2 separate regions of the Homo sapiens genome follow, and region 2 is linked to region 1. Evidence: read pairs that join two places in POLR2A ChIA-PET (ENCODE). Cell type or tissue: OCI-LY7. All regions are shown on one strand. Each heading gives the region's core, and the rest is flanking DNA. Links, peaks and the distances in the headings are about the cores only.

What was found. Peaks named below come from ENCODE experiments on the same cell type or tissue, not always from the same donor. Only the 100,000 strongest peaks of a DNase experiment are listed, where the experiment ranks them.
Region 2: POLR2A ChIA-PET joins it to region 1 with 10 read pairs; 2 of 35 experiments call an interaction of 5 or more read pairs at or near these places.

The regions. Positions count from the first base shown.
Region 1 is chr2:23,267,038-23,275,372 of GRCh38, forward strand. No RefSeq gene overlaps it. Among named protein-coding and RNA genes, the nearest start is that of KLHL29, 110 kb to the right of the region's middle. In OCI-LY7, for the core only: no CTCF peak of the experiment used is centred there; no DNase peak of the experiment used is centred there.
Region 2 is chr2:23,471,774-23,480,108 of GRCh38, forward strand. KLHL29 (kelch like family member 29) reads left to right here. Exons shown (of 14, transcript NM_052920.2): 2 at 3,787-3,894. LOC124907741 (a long non-coding RNA gene) reads right to left here and starts at 3,731. Exons shown (of 2, transcript XR_007086244.1): 1 at 1-3,731. In OCI-LY7, for the core only: no CTCF peak of the experiment used is centred there; no DNase peak of the experiment used is centred there.

The DNA of each region.
Region 1 (8,335 bases), core at 194-8,193:
TGTATTTTTAGTAGAGACGGGGTTTCACCGTGTTCGCCACGATGGTCTCGATCTCCTGACCTCGTGATCCGCCCACCTCGGCCTCCCAAAGTGCTGGGATTACAGGCGTGAGCCACCGCGCCCGGCCAGATTTAACTTATTTTTAAAACTGCCAATTTTTTCCAAAATGGTTGTATCCTTCCACATTCTTACGAAGCATTACAAGAATTCCAATTGCTCCACATACTTGACAATTAGTAGTCAGTCTTTTGTATTTTTAGCCATTGTAGTGGGTGTGTTGTGATATGTTATTGTGTTTCTAATAGCATTTCCCTAATAACTAATGATGTTAAGTATATTTTCAGGTATTTTCCTGCCACTGATATATAACTTCTTTGGTGAAGAGTCGGTGAAAATCTTTTGTACTTTTTTTAATTGGGTCATTTGTCTTTTTACAATTGAGTGGGAGGAGTTTTCATATAATCTTCATAAAAGTCCTAAGTCAGATACATGTTTTGCAAATATTTTCTTGTAGCCTATGGCCTGCCTTTTCTTTTGAAGAATAAGAATTTGTAATTCTGATAATTTTCTATTTCTATTTGTGTTTGTAATTTGTTCTCTTTGGTACGTACTTAAGAAACCTTTGCCAAACCCAAGTATGAAGACTTTCTCCTATGTTATCTGTTAAAAGCTCTGTCATTTAACTCTTGCATTTAGGCCTATCATTCATTTCAAGTTTATTTTTGCATATGGCGTGAGGTAAAGATCAAAATTCATTTTTCTGCAAATTGCAATTGCTCTGGCATCATTTAATGGAGAAAAATCTCATTTTCCAACTAAACTGCATTGAGACCATAGGAAATCAGTTAATCAAAAATGTGTATATCTATTTCTCTACTCTTTCTTCTGTTCCATTTATCTAAGTATATATTTATGTCAATGCTATACTTTCTTGATTATTGTGGCTTTATAACAAATTTGAAATCAAACTTTGTTCCTGTTTTCAATGTTGCTTTGGCTCTTCTAGATTCTGTGCATTTCCATATAAATTTTAAAATGGGCTTATAAATATTTAGGAAAAGAAAGCTGCTGAGATTTCTTTGGACTTATGATGAATCTACACATCAATTTGGAGAGAACTGACATCTTACGACTATTGTGTCTTTTGACCCATGAACATGGTTTATATCTCTATTTACCTCTGCCTCCTTTAACACTCTCAGCAATGCTTTAGAGTTTTCATAATTTATATTCTTGCTTTGTTTCTAGTCTTAGGAAGAAAGCATTAATTCTTTCAGGATCAAGTATGGTTTTGCTATAGGCTTTTCATAGATGTACTTTCATTGATTATCCTTACTGTTTTTTATGTCATTGCTTTCTGCTTTTATCTTCATTATGTCCCTTCTTCTGCTAACTTTAGATTTCATTCGCTTTTTTTTTTATATTCTAAAGTAGAAGCATTGATCAGAAGTCAGCAAATTTTTTTCATGAAGATTAGAGGATAATTATTTTAGGTTTTGCTATGCATACAGTTAACCAACTTTATTGTTATAGCATGAAAGCAGTCATAGGCCACGCACAAATGAATCAACATGGCTGTGTTTCAATCAAACTTTATTTACAGAAACAGGCAGCAGGTTGGACTTGGCTCATCTGTTATACTTTGACAACCCCTGGTTTAGATCACTGATTTGAGGCCTTTCTTTTTTTCTGGTGTAGGCATTTAGTACTATAAAATTTCCTCTAACTATTGCTTTATATGCATTCCACAAATTTTCATATGTCATATTTTCACATTTATTGAGTTCAAAATGTTTTCTAATTTATTTTATTTCTTCTTTGACTGAAGAAATATTTTAATGTATTATCTAGTTTCTAAATATTTGGGGATTTTCCAGATGTCTTGCTGTGATTAATATTTAACTTAAATCCATTCTGATCACAGAACATGCCTGGCATGGTTTGGATTCTTTTAAATATATTAAGACCTGTTTTATGGAGCAGAATATAAATCTGTTGAGGTTTGTTTTATGGGCCGGGCCAGAATATAGTTTTTCTTGGCAAATGTTCCCTGTGCACCTAAAATGAATCTCTATTCTGCTCCTGTTGAGTGGAGTGTTCCATAAATGTCAATTAGGTAGTTGATTGATAGTGTTATTCAATTCCTCTATATCATTCCTGATTTTATGTCTACTTTTTCTATAAATTATTGACAGAGAGGTGTGAAATCTTAGGCTGTAACGGTAGATTTGTTTACTTCTCCTTTTAGCTTTATCAGTTTTTGCTTCATGTATTTTGAAGCTCTATTTTTAGGTGCATAAACATTTTTTATTGTTATTTTCCATTGATGTGATGACCTCTTTTTTGTTAGGAAATGGCCTTACTCATCCCTGATACTATTCTTTGCTTATTTTACTTTGTATCTTACAATATAGCTATTCCAGCTTTCTTTTGATTGTTGTTAGCATGGAACACCTTTTTTTCCATCCATGTGCTTTTAATGTACTTGTGATTTTTTTATAAATAGTATTTTTATAATTCTATTTTATCTCCCACAGTCATAGCTATGGCTTTCTTTTGTGTCTTAGTGGTTCCTTCACATTTCATTATATATATCTTTAATTTATCACAACCTACCTTCAAGTTATATATTACCACTTTATACATAATATAAGAACATTTATCCTCCACCTCCTGGGCTTTGTATTATTTTACTTCTATATACAGTATGTTATAAGCCCCACAGTAACATTTCATTAATTTTACTTTAAACAATCAATTATGTTTTAGAGATTTTTAAAATACAAAAATGTCTTTTCCTCTTTTCCACGTGGTTTTGATTTCCCATACTCTTCATTCCTTTGTGTATATTCAGATTTGCCATTGGTATCATGTTTCTTCTTCCTGAAGGACTGTCTCTTAACATAGCCTGCAGCACAGGTCTCTGGTGACAACTTCTTTAAGCTTTTCTATTGTCTGTAAAACTCGTTATTTGGACTTCATTTTGGAAATAGATTATCACTGGCAATATAAATCTAAGTTGACTATTTTTTTTTTTTTGCTTTTGATACTTGACAGATATAGATCTTCTGTCTTTCGGATTACATTGTTTCTAGTGAGAAATTTGCTATTATTCTGATTTTTGTTCTCTGTTCACAATGTGCTTTGTGTCTCTTATTGCTTTTAAGATATTCCTTACTACTGGTCTTAAACACTTTGATTTTTATTTGCTTTAGCGCAGTTTTCTTCATGTTTCTTTACTTGAGGTTTGTTGAGCTTCTTGCAAATGTGGGCTTAAACTTTTTTATCAGATTAGGAAATGTTTGTCCATTACTTCTTCATATAATTTTTCTGACTCCCCACCCTGCTTCTTTTATGGGCTACAATTACATGGAGGAGAGGTTCCTTGAGGTTGTCCCACATTTCAATGTTGCTCTGTTTCTTTTCAGTTTTTTGTCTTTTTTGGGTTTCATTTGTAATTATTTGTATCACTATGTCTTCAAGTGCAGTAATCTTTTCTTCTGTAATGTCATACCTGCTGTTTTCATCCCACATCTTTTCCATCCAACATCTTTTCCATCCAGCACCTTTTCCATCTCAGATACTGTATTTTGCATCTCTAGAAGTTCAATTTGAGCCTTTTTAAAATATTTTCTATGTCTATATTTTCTCGGCCTCAGGGATCAGAAAGCTTATTCTTCAAAGGACCAGATGGTAAACATTTTAGGCTTAAGGAGTCATATATGTTTTTGTCACATTTTTTACAATATTTTTAAAGTAATCTTTAAAATTTTTAAAGAAAAGAAACAACTATTGTTAGCACTCAGACCGTACAAAAATAGACTCCAGGCTGGATTTGACCCACAGACCATTACCATTGTTGGAAAACCTTGCTCTCTCTTCTTGAATATAGGAGATACATTTATGACATTTTCAACTCCTTCTATCATCTGTGTCATTTTGAGTCTGCTTATACTGATGGATTGATTGATTGATTGATTGATTGATTGATTCCCTCATTATAGTAATATTTTTCTGATTCTTTGTATACCTGGTAATTTTGGTAATTTTTTGGTTGAGTTGCAAAAATTGTGAATTTTACCTTAACACTTGATTTTTGTATTTCTTCAAATATTCTTGAGCATTGCATTGGAACCCTGTTAAATTGCTTGAAAACATCTTGATCCTTTTGAGGCTTTCATTTAAGATTTTTTTTTTCTTTTTTGGCAGGACCAAGGTAGTCTTTAACTGACGGCTGATTCTGGCCCACCACTGAGGCAACAACTGAATACTTTATAAACTGAATAAACTGAACATTTTATCCAGTGCCCTGTGCATTGCAATGTTATTTTTACTCTGGCTGGCAGGAATACAATCTATTCCTGGCCCTGCGTGATCATCAAGAATTGTTTCACCTGCTCCTTTCCGGGCCTTGGAAAGTTTCCTCACAGGCGTGTGTTGATCCTTACAAGGCAGAACCTCTAAGGTGAACCCTCTGGTACTCTCTGGTCCCATGAGAATGCAGCATTCTCTCTTCTGTGCTATTTTCTCCTTTCTGATATTCTGCTCTGAGTATCCTAGCTGTCCTGGCCTCCCCAGATTCTCAATTCTATCTCCTCAACCCAGGGAGACTCCCACGATCTGAGTGACCCCCTTCTCCTCCTAGAAGGTCTCTTAGGGCAGTTCAAGGGCAATCATACCACTCCCTTCATTGTTTTGCTTCACTTGGGGGCCCGAGTGCACTCCAGCAATGCCTGTTGTCCAATGACTGAAAACTGTAACTTCATTTATATTTTTTCTCATTTTGTTGAAGAAGGAGGCTAAATCTGGCCCCTGTTACTCCATCCTGCTCAGTGGTGAAGTCCTGCTTTATGGGTTTTGAAGCTCCAACATTGGCTTCATTCCAGAATTGCCTAGAAGAACTGACTTCACTTTATTTCAAACTTTTCTCTGCTATTTTTTATGCATGTACCACCTTGATATTTCTTCTAAAACTTAGTAAGGATTGCCTGGCTGGTGGCATTGTGAGTCATTTTAATTTTCTTCTTTATGCTCTCTGCATTTTTTTTTTTTTTTTTTTTGAGATGGAGTCTTTCTCTGTTGCCCAGGCTGGAGTGCAACGGTGAGATCTCAGCTCACTGCAACCTCCGCCTCCCAAGTTCAAGCGATTCTCCTGCCTCAGCCTCTTGAGTAGCTGGGATTACGGGTGTGCACCACCATACCCAGCTAATTTTTGTATTTTTAGTAGAGACAGGGTTTCACTATGTTGGTCGCACCCAACCAGAATTTTTTTTTAATTAATGACTGCTACTGTTTTACAAATTAAGATGTGAGCACTCTCATTTATAGTTATGTTAAAAGATGCAAAATCATTTTGTCATTCCAAAATATAAACAAAACACACAAATAGATTATGAGTAGAATGCAAGGCCATAAATTGTATCTGCTGCAGGCTACTTCTGACTCTACCCTCGCCTCCTGGAAGCATACCCTTTCCTTTGTGGTCGGAGGTGCATCAGCTGAAAAACTCGAGGTGAAGTGCCTCTGCTCCTCCAGGGTGGTCTCCTATTCTCACCTGGAAATATGCCTTCCATCTGGCTGTGCACAGGGACCTGTGAGCTCCATAGACTCATCTGGGAAGACCTGCTCCAGTCCCTCCGTACCTTCTTCATGTGTGCAGGCACTGCTGTCCAGCAGTTGACCGCAGTAGAGTCCTCGGTCAGTGTTTGGGGACTTGACTCATACTCTCAGTCTCCAATCCTTACTTGGATTTGACTTTCTTCCATAAAGAAGCACAGCCTGACTCCCACACTCTGCGTATGGTTATCATTCCAGCCTCAGTCACTGTTCTTGGGAACAGGTGTCATTTCACTGTTTTCCCTCCAGTTATGTTTAGAGAACCTGTCCATTCTGACAAGCATGTAGATGTTTTATTTGGACTTTGTAACACTTAGATATCAGAACTGTAGGATCATCTTATTTTTCTACATCATATTTAACCTGACTCCAGGCCTCAACTAAACAGGATGTGGGATAAATTCAGTCTCTGTCATTTTAAGAGATGTTTGGATGTAAATGTTTGGGACTTCTGCTGTGTGCCTGGAAAATGGTGAATGATATGTTGATCTATGATTCTGGTCCTTACCATTCTCAATTGCTACCATACCTGTGAGCTCAGAGCTACTCCTTTCTGTGCTGTTCCCAAATGAAGTCAGGCCAGGCCATGACACTGTTGCCCCTGGTATCACTATTGCTCTGTACCCGCCCCTTTATGGAGCATGAATGTGAGGCAGTGTCAGCTTCTACAATTTCACAGATGACAAAACCCCAGGCTCCTTCCCGGTCTCCCTTCTCCAATTCTGTCTACTCCACCTCTTGAATACTGGCTTCCCCACTAGCACCAACAACCAGAAACATACATTTTTTACTTATCCCTGAGAATGGATAGATGGGGGAAGTGAATACATTCATTTAAGTCCTCGAGAAGCAGACATTAAAACAAGGTGAGACATGCAAGAGAGTTGTTGGAGGAGGGGGCAGGAGAAGAGGAGGAAGTGTTCAGTCGATGACTTAGATCTGACATCTCTGAAAGGAGAGAGGGAAGGAAGAAGGATTCAAAGTAGAAGAGTCTTGGAATGCAGCACCGTCTCAATGGTTTAGCAAGACCACTGGAAGGACTGAGGCCAAAGTCATCTATTGGAGCCATCCTGCATCTTATGGGGATGGACCTGCCTTGGTATTAGGGCCGTGCTCAGGCAGTAGCTGGTAGCAGCCATCAGGGAGCGTAGCCTTAGCGTCAATGCAATAGTGAATCTCATAAGGCCATTGGAATCGAATTCCAAATTGTCCATAGCCTCTGACTTATATTTCCTGTTGGTAAAGGAAGTGTATGGGAAAAGCAGCTGTTGGTTTACAGCTGCTGCAATCACCAAGAAGTGAATCTTGCTGCTTTCACCCTGAGTCATCAGTGCCAATGGCATCACACATCATACTGACCATTTCTGCCCTCCATAGGAATGACATCTGTCAAACAATACTTGACAGACATACTTTGCTTTGTTCAAACAACATGAGCCACAGAAAATTAAACCTGCTCCAATAAAGTAGTTCAGTGTTATTAGCAAGGCCACTAAATGTACTTCTTGGCACATTATCAGCAGAATGTGGTGGCAGTAGTGTCTGCTATTATGAGCATCATAGCTATGAATTTCTTGACTGTTGGCCAATTGTAAGAGCCACTGGAGCATTACAAGATGCAACCAGTATAGTAGTAGGTGGGCATAAGTTCTATGCCTACTTAGACGGAAATCTAGGTTGGGTGATGGGTCTTTGAAAGTGCTATGGTCTCAATGTTTCTGTTCTCCAAAAAGTCTTATGTTGAATCCTAATCCTCAAAGTGATGGTACTTTCATGAATCAGATTAGTGCCCTTATAAAAGAGACTCCAGAGAGCTACCTAACCCCTTCCACCATGTGAGGATGCAGCAAGAAGGCACCGTCTGTGAAGCAGAGTGGGCCCTCCCCAGACACTGAACCTGCTAGCACCTTGATCTTGTATTTTCCCACCTCTATAAATGGAAGAAATAAATTTCTGGGTTTTTTTGTTTTTGTTTTTGTTTTTGTTTTGTTTTTGAGATGGAGTCTCACTCTCTCACCCAGGCTGGAGTGCAGTAGCATGATCTCGGCTCACTACAACCTCCACCTCCCAGGTTCAAGTGATTCTCCTGCCCCAGCCTCCCGAGTAGCTGGGATTACAGGCGTGCACCACCATGCCTGATTAATTTTTGTATTTTTAGTAGAGACGTGGTTTCACTGGCCAGGCTGGTCTCAAACTCCTGTCCTCAAGTGATCTACCCACCTCGGCCTTTCAAAGTGCTGGGATTACAGGTGTGAGCCACCGTGCCCAGCCCTGTCGTTTTTAAGTCACCCAGTTTATAGGATTTTTGTTATAACAACCACAATGAGTAAGACAAAAGGTAAAGCAGATTCAGCCTAATGGACCTTTTTGTCTGCCGTGAGAATTCATGAGGCCACAGTGGCAGAGGCTCAGCCAGCCAGATCACAGGCAGCCTTGCACAACCTCTTCAGAAGTAATTTCCTCATACCCTCCAGCAAATCTCCTAGAGACCCATGCCTCCCTGGGTAAACTAAGGCAGAGGAGTCAAACCAAAACCCAACACCATTCTCTCTATATTCCCCCCCTTCATGTGTCAGCTGTTGGGCCACATCGCTTCAGATGTGGCCTGTAATAGACATCACTGAAGACCGGATGGGTCTTTGTTTCTGGTGATAAACTGCTCCTTGGCCATTCAAATGCCTCAGTGACAGCTTCCCCCTTTGAAGCCTCTCTGGTCCTC
Region 2 (8,335 bases), core at 153-8,152, 200 kb after region 1:
TATTCACCTGGAGATAGAAAACCATACCTGCCTCCCTGTGATTTCCTGGGTTCATTCCTGGGATTCATTTTCCCAGGCCATGATCTTTGGAAACGTTAAGATTTTACAGTGTTAACTTGGGAACAAAATTATTACTAAAAATTGGTTTCTAGTAATTTATTTTTAAATCACTTTTAAATACCATGTATCTCATTAGAGTGGGACATGCTTAGGTGCATGGATGTAGCTTATAGGCCTCCCAGAAAGGACAATAATGAGTCAAGGATCGTTTATACACCGCTACATGATGGGTGCTATGGACCAGAGATTCCAAAAGATACTGTCTATTAAGCCCAGGGTCTAACTGCAAGGCGTGGGGGTTGGGTGGGTGGGAAAAGAACAAGAAAGGAAAGATGTGAAAAAATAAATAAAATCACTGAGGCATAGACTGATGCTAAATGTTAACCGAGAACAGTTAGAAACCCTTTCAAGGAAAGAGTTTCTGGTTGGGGTCGGCAAAGATGTCGGGAAGCAGGTGTGCTTGCCCTGGACTTTGAGCAGGTGATGGCACTTCTGAGATGGTGATGCTGAGATGGAGGAAGAGGAGGAGGATGTCACGGGTTCTCTAGTTTTAGCACTTTGGGAGGCCGAGGCGGGCGGATCACAAGGTCAGAAGATCAAGACCATCCTGACCAACATGATGAAACCCTGTCTCTACTAAAAATACAAAAATTAGCCGGGCATGGCGGCGTGTGCCTGTAGTCCCAGCTACTTGGGAGACTGAGGCAGGAGAATTGCTTGAACCCGGGAGGCGGAGGCTGCAGTGAGCCAAGATTGCGCCACTGCACTCCAGCCTGGGCAACAGAGTGAGACTCCATCTCAAAACAAAACAAAACAAAACAAAACCTTGATAAATATGACCATTATGTGTCCTGGGGTTACTCTTCTCGAGTAGTATCTTTGTGGTATTCTCTGTATTTCCTCAATTTGAATGTTGGCCTAAAAAGAATGGGAAACAGAGGTTCCTAGGAGTTAAAGAACTTACCTGCTGTCACAAAACTAAGTGTCAGTGTTAGAATTCTAATTCAGATGTATCTGATTCCAGGGTCTTGCTTTTAACCCTCTCTGTGAATGTATCTATCGGGGTCTTGAAATAGACATATTCAAATGTGTAATTTGGAGAGAGTTAAGTAAAATGACTATCCACAAAGATGAATAGGCACAGTATAGAGAAACCATCATAGCACAGTGCCCCCAGGCTGATGATGGGATGAGGGGAATTACTGCCTTTGAGCATAATGGTCAGGGGAAGGAGCTATTACAGGAATCCAGAGAGAGAGCCTTGTGGAGCTCCTTGTTCCCCAGCTAGAGCCATGACCTGCAGGTGAGGGACACCCTGCTCATGAAGACGCAGAGAGGGAGGGGAGCAGGGGAACCAACAGTCAACCCTGACCCTGTCCCCAGTCTCCTGCTAGTGCTTGCATGGGCTGAACCTAACCAGAAGTCAGAGGGTCCAAAACATGAGGGATGCTCTCCATACAGGTCAGGTGAGCCTCCCAGGGCTCGCCTGGGAGAGGTGGGGAAGAACAGGGTGGGGAAGGTGGAAGGCAGGTCAAAAGGGCCCAACACAAAACATCCAGTACAGTCTATAATAGCCAATGGGTCATTCACTTCCAGACCTTTTCATCAGCACATGAGGAAAAGTCCCAGAGAACTCAGCTGTGCATGTGGTTTATTTTTGTTCAGAACTGTTTCAGTTGTCTCCCCTAGAGGTAGGGACCACAGAGATGGAAGGGCAAGGCCACTGTCGTCAGGACAGGCGTAGACAGCCTGTGCTTCCTTCCCACCACTGTCCCTCTAGGCTACAGTCTAGCCTATTCCATATTCATTCGGCACAGCCTGGAAAGGAAGTGGATTAACCCGACATGAACTCTGAGGGTTTTGGCTCAAGAAATTGGGAGCCACTTCTAAAGATGGTGGCTGGGATCTTTGGGCTCTCAAGTTAGTAGACTTCACAGTAGCCTACAGGGCCCTACGCAATCAGGATGCTCACCACTCTGGCCTCACCTCTTACTAGAATCTCCCTCCACCAGCCACAGTGGCTTCCTTGGTGGTCCTGGAACATACCAGCCATGTTCTCACTGGCTGTTCCCTCTGCCTAGAACACTTAGGGCCAGATGCCCACACGACCTACTCCTCATCTTGAAGTGTGTGCTCAAATGTCCTCCACTCACAAGACTGGCCCTGCCCACCCTACTTAAACTGCACCACAGGCCCCCCGACAACATGCACCCTACCCTGCTCCATTTCTTCTCTAATAAATTGCATATACTACCTTCCAAAATATGATACAATTTTCACTACTTTTTAAGTGTATTGTATATTCTGTGTTTCCACCCTCTAGAATATGAGCTCCCTGAGGGCAGGAGTACCTTTCTCTTTTGTTCACTCATGTATTCCCAGTGCCTTGAACATACTGCCTGACACATAGAGGGAATCAATATTTATTAAATGAATGAATGAATGAATGAGATTCTCAAGCACCTAAAAATGGTTTGACCCCTATCTCCTAGACCTCTCTGTTCACCAGCACTTATCTGCCAAGGATCTTTCCCAGAATACATCGATCACCAGTATTGCCAATACCTTGTGGTCAAAGTGATCAGTTTCTCCTTGTGCTTCACCTTGGAGAGGAAATGTACTCGCCACTTTGGTTCTGTGTCAAAATTAAATGGCGACCTTGGCTGATTTTGCTTCCCCGCAGAGGTTATTTCTTAGTCGTAAAGAGAACATTCTATCCTTGAGAAAAATAATATTTTTGCCACCTTCAGCTTGAAAATGGCTATTTGATATGGATCACGTGCATCTCTATCAGCGGCCGCTGGAAAAGCTTAGGTTGAGAGGATCTGAGAAAGACTCGTTGCGTTGTCAGAGGGAAGCTGACCATAAGGCAGAATGAGTTTACAATAACTTATTTACCTGTCCAAATCCTTCATATCACATTAAAGCTTTCCCCTGCTACCCGGGACTCTGGAGTGCTAAGAGGAAAAAGGAAAATCAATTGATAATGATATATTTGGTTTAAAAAAATATATTGATTCCCAGGTAATGACAGTCGTGCGTTTTGCAGTGGGGGATGCCATTTCCCGTTGTGAAGATGGCTTTCTCATAGATTACATTTAAAAGAAGGAACCAGGAGTAGCTCTGCCTCCCCGTAATAGATAGCCTCTTTCTCCTAGGTATTAAATCTATAATTTAAAAAAAAAAAAAAATTCTCCCCAGGGAACCTATTCTTTGCCTCCTCAAGGTCTTCTTGCCCATTGTGTGAAAAAAGTAATGATTTGTTTTTGTAATTCTAGAGTTTGTGTCCTTTTCAGTATTAGATTAAAGACTTAAATGTTTTCTTTTTCCCCATTGCTGGAGTTTCTTAGTTTGGATTAGATGGAAGACAATACCATTGTTCTCTCTGTTATTCAGTGTCAATGGCTCAATGGTGGGGATTAGGGCTGTGTGTATTCGGAGGATGGGCGGGGGATGCCTCATATCTGCCACTCGGAGTACTCTGCTACCCACTTCGCCCCACTTTGCATGTGCTGGCAGAGTTTGTGCACAGCCTGTGTGAGATAATCCACAGTATGCAACTCAGCATCAGGGATATCTGAGGCAGAGACTAGCATCCAGTTAGTGTGGGGACCACCCAGGATGCTGGAATTCAAAAGACATCTTTTTGCAAAAAAAAAAAAAGAAAAGAAAAAAAATTAGACCTTTTCCCCACCCCTACCCCACTGTTTTTCCCTCTCTTTCTAGACTATCTGGCTTCCTGGTGATGCTCACGCTTTGCTAAGTGTTGGCGGCCATCGTGGTTTTCGCATCCTGGGGACGAATCCTGAGCTTGCCAGAGACGGGCGGCGCAAGGTAGGTCTCTGCTTAGCTCACCTGGAAATAAGAAAGGCATCAGACCTGAGCATAGCCAGCTCTCTCCTCTCATGCTAAATGTGTGGGGGAAGGGAAGAAAGTACAGTAGGTCCCCTCGCCCTCTTCCTCAGTGCGATTTTACCACAGGCGTGTGTGATCAACTGGTACTGGGGCTTAGCTAAGCCATTTTAGCCTCAATCCTCCTAGAATCAACCAAAGAGAATATCTATGACTCTTTTTGTTGTTGTCCAGCCCAGGCTGGAGCGCAGTGGCGCAATCTTGGCTCACTGCAACCTCTGCCTCTGGGTTCAAGCGATCCTTCCACCTCAGCCTCCCAAGTAGCTGGGACTACAGGCATGTGCTATCACGACTGGCTATCACGTGTGCTATCACGACATGGTTTCACCATGTTGGCCAGGCTGGTCTCCAACTCCTGACCTCAAGTGATCTACCCGCTTCAGCCTCCCAAAGCGCTGCGATTGTAGGCGTGAGCCACCGTGCCCCATCAGAGAATCTCTGTGACAGTTCCTTGCTTACCTGGGTCTTGGCTTTCCCCAGGAGGTTAGATCTAGGGATGGCCAGCAACTAGATGACCTTTAACCTCCTTAAAAACTGTAATTAAGTTTTATAATTAAGTTTTGGTATTAAAATGTATTATTAAATATCATGAAAATATTATTTATTCATTATAAAGGGATTTTAAAGGATAGTAGCTAAAAGTATATAAATGACTTATAATCCTGTTCCCCAGAGATAACCATTTTAGTGTTTCTTTCCAAGCTTTTTCTTATGCACATACGTAAACAGTGCACACAGGATCTGACTGTGGGTACTGTTCGGGGGGCATGTTATTTAGATTCCACAATGTATCAAGCCATTTCGTATGTCGGTAAATAGAAATCTATATCACCATTTTTACAGACTGTCTACTCTGTGGATATAATAGCATACATGATTCACTTAATGCCCTAACGATGGACATTTAGCATATTTTAAATATTTCACTATTACAAATAACAGCACAACAAACATTGTTGCATATGTATCTGCATAGTCATTTGATTACTTCTTTGGCTTAAATTTTTAGAGTCCTAGCTTAAACTTTTGACTCCAGGTTCTCCAAGCAGGATCAGGCAGCCAGAAATGCCGGGGAACCTGGCCTGCCTTGGGAGGGCACAATCTTATGAACAGAATCCGTGATCTGGGATCTGCTTTAGCCCCCACCAGGCAGGCCAGGAATGTGCCTGCAGAGGCAAGGAGGCCTGGAGCTGGAGTTGACAACGTTCACCACATTTCATGCTACTGAAGGGACAGGAGCTGGGCCTGGAATGAAGCAGGCTGGAGGGCAGAGGAGTGGGCTCTCGGATCCAGGACAGTGGAGGCCCAGCTGGCCCAGCCTTGTATGTCCTTGTGGGACTTGAGCCTTTAGAAGTACAGGCTGCGTCTGCATAACACACAGGGCCTAGTGCTGGGTGAGCACAGGCCATAGCAGCCCCGGGACTGCTGTATTCTCAGCCGCCCACCCTCATGCCTTCTGACCGGTGGCCTCCTGGCCTCTGCCTTGGACCAAACTCCAGCTTCCCTCTGCAGCAGGGGCAGAACATCAGACCAACAAGGCTCCTGCCACGTCCAGATTCTCTGCTGGTCAGAGAGCTTTCTCTTTGGACTCAGAGACATTGAGGTTGGGGATGGCTGTCCCCTGCCAGAACCCTTGCACAGAGAGGAGAAAATATGGCTTTGGAATCTCAGGCTAGGCGCAGCCTTGGTTGTCAGCAGGAAGCGGGAGAAGGCTCTGGGCTGGGCCAGGATCAGCCACTGAAATGGAAGGTTCCCCACCCTGTGACCCCACAGTGCATCCAGCCTTCAGCCTCCCAGCAGCCCAGTGGGGGCAGCCAGAGGAGAGGTGGGTTCTTGACCTAGGGAGCTGGTGGGCTGTTGGCACACGCCCATGGCACCACTGGTGGGCGACAGCTGTCCTTGCTAGCGATATCGCCGGCACTGGGGAATCCTTTGCCTCCAGGCCTCCTGTTGGGTCAGAGAAGGGGAGTTGGAAAACAAGACAGCGCAGCGTCAGTTTGGCAGCCATGGCATCCCCGCTCCTACACGGGGCAAAGAAAAGATTGAGGACGTATTCTTCACAGAAGCCAGCTCTCCTTGGATGCACCTGTGAGTTTGGCAAGAGTGAAGGGAACAGAGACACCCCAGGGCAGTGGGTTTTGGTTTCTTCAATGTTGACCCTTAGTTTGGGGTCTAATCTTCCCTGCTGCTGATGCAGGGTGGCACATGGCTCTTGTTCTCTTGTTCGTCCTGAGCTCTGGCAATCATGTACTTTAGGATGGGGAGGGACTTTGAGGGCAGTTTCACCAGGCATAGCTGGTCAGATGCACCCTATGTGGGCCTCTATCTCTGTGCCCCCAGACCAGGGTCCCTGTTGTGAACTCAAGTCTGTCTTCCCTAGCACTCGGCCAGTTCCTGGAGGATGGGAATCATACCTGATCTGTCTCTGTGTTCCGCTCCCTCTGCCACTCATACCAGTACCTGATGAGCTCTCAGTAAACAAATCACTACGTGCAGCTGGGACTGTGCCTGGGAGTGTCCGCAACATGCAGCCTGGTGCTGGCTGTGCCCTCCCCTCACATGCAGGAGTCCCATTGATTTCCAAGATGATAGGAAGGTTCCGAGGCCCCTAGATGGTTCTGTGACCCCTGGGGATCAGTGGAAGCAGCTATCAGTTTACTGTGGAAACTGGGCCAGCTCACAGGGTCCTGTGTAACCTGCTACAAAACAGGCCAGTTCAAGAGCCATGTGTGGAGGGCTGCGCTCTGCTTTTCTGTGGTTTGGTGGAAATCACCCAAATAAGTAAGAAGGCCATACTGGAACCAGCTAGGAGGAGTGAAATCTGATACCTGCACTGCAGGAAAGAGGGGTGGGGGGAGTTGAGCCGAGGACTCAGTTTGCGCAGAGCCCAAGGCTGAGCCAAGAATGGCATTAGCAGACACCTCGGGCTCTGGAGGTGGTGAAGGGCAGTGCTGATCGTCACTGGTGCTGGAGCCACCCTGGGCAGCATCCCCTGCCTCCATCATTGAGGCCGTCTCAGTACTGTCTGTCCAGGCCGTTTGTCCCCCTGCCCTCAGCAAACGAAATGCCCTAGATGCCGCCTGTGTCTTCGGAGGAGGTTGCAAATGTCTCCAGAGCTAACGGCAGTTAGAGAACACCATGGGCCATGTCCTGGGCTTCCACACCCCCCGCCTTTACTTCCCCCAGTCCATCCTGCAGGCGTCCTCTCTGACCGCACTCCCCTGCCCGCTGCCTGCCTTCCCTCCCTCGTGCCATGGACAGCCTTACTTCCTGAGCTCTCCCCTTGTCCACTCCCCTCTTGGCCTCCGTGGTGTCCACCTCAAGGAGGGACCTGCAGGCAGACATCTCACTGCTGCTCCGGCCGACACAGACACTCTGCTGCCCCCTTGTCTTCTGACTGTACCTGCTTTCCCTGGCCCACTCTGGGGACCTCTGCAGCCCCTTCTTCAAATAGGTATGTGGGCGCTCACACCCCTGAAAAGGCCGTGTGACCACACCCACTAGCTGGGGCCCAGATCCCTCAACAGAACCTCAGCCGAACCCTCAGCCCTACACAGGCATCATTTGGGATTCTGGTCCGTTCCCTGCCTGGTGCCCTGCAGCTGCTCCGCACCTTTCCATCAACAGGGCTGCAGACCCCCAGCCTGCGCTGTCCACCTCGGTGTCAGCAAGTGGCCTCTCCTCCTGCTTCCTGTCCATCTTGCTCGTGTGAGCTGCCGTCCTCCAGCTCCACCGCCTCCTCCTGCCAGGAAGGGAAGCTGTTGGTGCCGCAGGCTTTCCTTGGCTCCCTGTATCCCCAGCCCTCCCTCCACTCCCTCTGCTTCAGCTGTTCCCAGACTTGACTCCCAGATGGCACCTCTGTCCTAAGGTCCGGACCATTTCTCCAGTGGCTCATGCGTAGCAGATCCCTGCTGTCTGATTCACATATCAGACTCTACCTGTCCAAAACAAAGCTGCTTCCTTGCTCTCCAAGGAAGCCTTGTACTCGTACTGTCTCAGTCCTCCTCCCTCCCTCCCTTAGCCATGCATCTCCTTCTCCTTTGCCTTAGGCTGCTCACCTTCCTTCCTGGACCCTGAGCTCACTGAGGACAGGGATCATCCTCTTTTCTCTACAAGCCCGGCACAGGGCCCTGTTCATGCATATCTCTTGGGATTAGATTATTTTATTCAGTTCAGAGATTACAGAACCACCGACAGTGTGTCCTCATAAGCAGCGTGGTGGCAGGGAACCTGGGATTGGAGGCAAGCTCTGGATTCTAGTCCCAAATCTACCTCTAACTCTGGGAAAGCCCTATAAAACCTTCTGAGCCTCAGTCTTCTGAGCTGTAAAACGGGAATAACCACGGCCTTCCCATTTCTCAGG